2 separate regions of the Mus musculus genome follow, and region 1 is linked to region 2. A link is a loop called in an ENCODE intact Hi-C map of the cell type or tissue named here. Cell type or tissue: left cerebral cortex. All regions are shown on one strand.

What was found. Peaks named below come from ENCODE experiments on the same cell type or tissue, not always from the same donor. Only the 100,000 strongest peaks of a DNase experiment are listed, where the experiment ranks them.
Region 1: a loop joins it to region 2, with 6 times the contacts of the local background. A loop is called at or near these places in 4 of 42 quality-filtered maps.

The regions. Positions count from the first base shown.
Region 1 is chr13:110,625,441-110,627,940 of GRCm38, forward strand. It overlaps Gm33045 (predicted gene, 33045), which reads left to right and starts at 1,805. Exons shown (of 6, transcript NR_167735.1): 1 at 1,805-2,009. In left cerebral cortex, no CTCF peak of the experiment used is centred here; DNase peaks (open chromatin) are centred at 375, 1,394, 1,947 and 2,397; H3K27ac peaks cover 2,467 bases.
Region 2 is chr13:110,554,240-110,556,739 of GRCm38, forward strand. No RefSeq gene overlaps it. Among named protein-coding and RNA genes, the nearest start is that of Gm32990, 13 kb to the right of the region's middle. In left cerebral cortex, no CTCF peak of the experiment used is centred here; DNase peaks (open chromatin) are centred at 1,546 and 1,876; H3K27ac peaks cover 619 bases.

The DNA.
Region 1 (2,500 bases), 71 kb after region 2:
AGCATTGCTCATAACAAAGGGTAATTCTACCACAGCATGGATGATATTGCAAAGCAAAAGATGTCAGCCTACAAAGGCTGCACACCATGATTCTAGGTTCCAGGATTACAGAAAAACACAGTATAGAGATACCAAGACCGCACTGTATGAATTCCTCTTTGCCCTTATAATCAATATCAGACAAGGAGCAACTTAGAGAGCAAAGCTACATTTGGTTTCCAGGAAGAGAGTGCACTGTATTCATGGAAGCTTGGGGCGGAAGCATCCCCTGGGTGTGCCAGCAGGAATGTGAGGCTGCTTGCTCACATCTAAGAAGACAGAAAGGAACTCTGCACTAGCTGACTTTCTCCTTTCCCCTCTCTGTGCAGTCCCGAACCACAGCCTGTGGAATGGGTCCACCCACGTTTAGTGTGGATCCTATCCCCAAAGCTAATCCTCTCTGGAAACGCCCTTGGAGACACACCCAAAGACATTCCCGAGTCACACCCTAAATATTACTTAATCCAAACAAGTTGACCTTGAAGATTAACCATAGCACAGAAGTTAGAGGTGCACACTAGCAGGTGGAGTACTGGGGAGTCGGTGCCATGAAAGGTATTCTGTATGTTATCACAACAGTGTGCTCATGACGACGTATGTGAACAAAATCCTGTGGAACGAACCCCAATGGAAATGTCTTACTTACGCTAGTAATAACTGGTAGCAATGTTAATTTATTACTTAGAGCAAATGCTTCTCACTGATGCAAGATCATCGCAATAAAAGAAACCGTGTGAAGCAAAAGCTTTCAAATGTTTGTTTTTAAAAACAAGCATCTTCATACCTCAAGCCTTCTTTGTCAGAATGCATTGTGGGTGCCAGAGACACCTGATTATGTCATTGTCCCGGAGGCTTTAGCACATAATTTAGCATGGCCATCATCAGGCTAAGCAAGAGCCTGAGAGTGCTCACGTTGTCCAGCACACTGAACTGGAACGGGTATGAGATGCTGGGTCTCTGAGAAAAGAAGAGTGTGGCGTTGAGGGTGTGAATTTAACTCTTCACTTGTGCTGCTTTGGAAGGAAGGGGTTAAGGGTTTGCCTGGCTGTGGGAAGTTCCAAGAAGAAGGACAGCAGTGGGGGAGAGTCACAGAAGCAGAAGCAGAAGCAGATAAGATTTCTTAAGAGGTGACATTTCCTCCTCGGGAGCATCCTGGACTTTGCAGTTTCTTTGGAAGTGAGGGTCTTTCCTGCTGTCACTCTGAGCCTGACTGTCTCTTTCTGGGGCTCTTTTCTGGTTTCAGTTTGTCTCCAAGTAGGAAATGTTAACAGTCATTGCTGTGGGAATATCAACCTCATGTTTTTAATAGGACAAGTAGCCGATATTAGAGATATGGGTGAATGAAGGTATGCACTTGCATGGTGTTTGTGCTACCCAGAATACCTCAAGTTCAAGGCTGTTGTATCAGTCGGGGAGAAGACTGGGAAGATGGGTTCCTAGTAAACACTTGAGCACCACTCACAGGTCCACTGTTTATCTGTTCTCTCCAGCAAAGAGCAATCACCAACAGGTTCTTTTTAATACTAGTCTAGACGAGGTTTTGCAATGTTGCAGGTTCTTAATTGTAGTAATTACTGCCTGAGAACAATTAAGCAGTCACTACCAAACATTTCTATTGAGTGAATCTAGTGTCCTATTAATAAACAGTCATGAACTTATCTCTTTCTGGAAAAACCTCCCTAGCTGGTTCCCTACTACAGAAATCTCAAGCGGCGTTTGTTCCCACACATTCAGAGTTTGTAAAGCAGCTGTGTCCCCCTGAGCCAGACATGGTCCCCGTTCCTCTGAGGGCCAGAGGCAGGTTCTGCAGCTGCCTGCTGCCCTGACTATGTTCTTGTTACTAATTAAAGGTAGTGGCTGTGAATTCAGTGTGATACACAATAAGTATTCATCACGTAAGCCTGGGTGACCTGGATCTGCCTGCTGTGGATCCTGTTTCCCTCTGCCTGGCTCCTTTGCAAATTGCATCTGTAAGTATCTTTTCTCAGGGGAAGCAATTTCTAATCTTTAGATCAAAGCCAAGCGTGAAAGATAGCTTATCGTTTTTTTTTCAAATCATGAATTTCATATTCTAAATTATCATTTTATCTACAAACACCTACATCAGTGTTCTAGCCGGAACAGTATTTCTTTTCGTTCCTCTGTTCATTTGCTGGGCTGGATTTATTTTTTCGAGAGGGTTTCTTGTAAGCCGTATTCTCTTTCCTGCATCACATTGTGGAAACATAGGATGGCAAACTCAGCTGTCAATCAAAGTGCTCTCTGTTCTTAGTGAAGCTGAGTCAGTCCAGCCCTAGGAGGAAGCGTGTGAAGGAGGCTGTTAAATCTATTCATAGATGCGGAGATGTTCCAGCCGCGGTGAGAGGTTGCAAATGACGCATGAATGCACCAGCAGTGGTATGGAGGAGGAGGCTGCTGAGGAGGAGGGAGAGCAGAAGTGGGGGGTTGACGCAGGATCAGA
Region 2 (2,500 bases):
GTAAAACAAACACACAGATGAACTTTAAAAAAATCAGAAAAGTAAAAATAAACTAAATAGTAAAACTGGACATTTTGAACACTACAAACCTCACTTCTCAGAAGTGAGGCATTTTTATCTTTGGTGCATTTGTGTATGCATATGTTCAATTCAGTTGAATTAATATGGAACACATTAGAGATCTGAGTCCTGTTGACAGCTTGTAGGTAAAGAGTCTCAGGCTGTGTCAGGCCCCTGTCATTAGACAATGCCAGTAAACAATATGAAGATGATTACAGTAGGAAAGAAATAAAGAGAAAAATTTCAATTGTTTTAAAACACAAAAGTATCAAATATCTTTTGCAAATGCTTAAAAATTGTATGTACTTTCAAATTGCAATTTTGACTTGTCATTTAATGAATTTAACAAGTAAAAATGAATCCAAATGAAAACATAAAATGGTTTCAATTGAATTTTTTCTTCAAAGGCCTTTAATTCCAAAAATGGTTAGTTTTTTCACACACACTAAATTGTACTTTACCAAGTTTTATAAACACAAGAATGCCAAGTGACTTAACTGTAGATCAAAATGATTGAGTAATTTTATTTGGGGTCAAATTTAAATATGAATGAGGTTATAAATTTTACCACATTTCATTTTTTCTGAAAATGATTTCCTTCCTATATTCTCTTGAAGGAAAATGACTCCTATTATTAAAATCATTACAATAAAATATCAGCAAATGAGAATCAAAATTGAGTAGTTTTCTGCAGTCAGCTTAAAAAAACAAAACCAAAAGAAAAGCATAACAACAACAACAACAACAACAAGCCAAAATGAAACAAACAAACAAAAAAACAAAAAACAGAACCTCCAAAACTCTCAAACAACAAAATAAACCTCAGGAGAGCTGTGGCATATCTGAGTGCATTGCCCATCCCTGTGAACTGCATTGTGACCAGCTTCACAGTTGGCCTGTCTATAGTGTAGAGAGTCATGGCAGAAGGGCCACAAAACACTATCTTGGTTGAGTGAAGTGAATCCACTGTTCTGGGCTTTCAGGTCATGAGGCCATGTGTCCAGCTTCCCTGTTTATTTGTTCTTTTGTTTTATTTTCTGGCTCACCAGTTAGACAATGATCTCCTCCAGTTTGTCACTCAACTTCCCATAGGTCATTCACAAGTTACTCTTCTGAAGATGACTTTATTCTCCATATATTCAGACTGGAGACTCTGGCAGGGAATGTAGGGCACCTGCAACACTACCCAGACCCACTTCCAACCAGAAGCAAAGCCCAGACCTTTTTGTGTATTTCTTTGATTGCTAACATTGTCACTAACTAAAAGTCCCAACACATAGCCTATATTTTGTGACTGTCCTGACTGCTAGTGTGGTTATAAATAGAAGCATTGTGTGGGATTTCCAGGAAGCATCCTTAAAAGCAAGGGACCCTTCCCCTCTTCCTTCTTCCTAGGATCTGGAATGCGGATGTGATAGCTAAAGCTCCAACAGCCATGATGGTCTCCAAGACAACCTGGCAGGGAATCACAACAGGAGGAATCTGGCTTCCTCCTGACCTTGAAGTTGCCAGAAGATCCTGCTTGTCTGTCTGTCTGTCCTGTGTGCCCAAAAGGTCTCAAGTAAGGCTCGCCATGCTTTGAAAAATATCAGCAGTTTATATATCTATCTTTTCTTTATATTATTAGCTCTTAAATAAAAGGATGATTATTATTTTTTTAAGCAACTTTGCAAAGCTTCTAAAATGAAAGGGTTACATTAAAGTGTTTTAGCGAATGCATTCATGAATAAACAAATTTATAACTACGTGTGACTCAGACATTTGCATGGTTCTTTGACTGTGAAACGCACAGATGTCTACACATGTGCAAAACCTTCAAGCGGAAATGGGAGCCCTGCTTTTACTGCTGCATGCTTTATGGTAAGTCACACTAATTTAGCATGTTTATTCTCCTCAATGTAAGAAAAGACTTACAGAAAACACTATTAAATTTCAGAGCTGCTCCTACTCATCACCGTCTCTTGAAAAAAAAAAAAAAACACTTCCATTTCTATTTTCCTAATGCAAAGGTAAGATGTCTCTTGTATCACCAGTGATCACTGGTGCTAGTTGCCAGTGGTTATATGGTGTCTGTCAGAATCAGCAGCAGAATATAGAGAACCCCCATGTAGGAGTGGCATAGGAACAATAGTGACTTGTTTTCATCTCATATCAGAAGAATCCCAAGAGATATTATCATATGTTAACATTTGTTGGAAATATCAGAGTTTAAAGGTCCGTTGTTGAGGGTTAAGGGACTTTTTAGAGGTAGCTTTTGCCAAGGCACGTGGATGAGGCTGAAAATGGAGGCGTGGCATCATGATGGTCAGGCGAAACCCAGCATCACGACTGCTAGGGAGCTTGGTTAAGTAGGAGAATTCAATGGCTTGTTTACTAAAAGGAGACCATTGCTGCTGGGAGCTTGGAGAATTGTTATGGTCCAGAATTGTTAAGCTTAGGG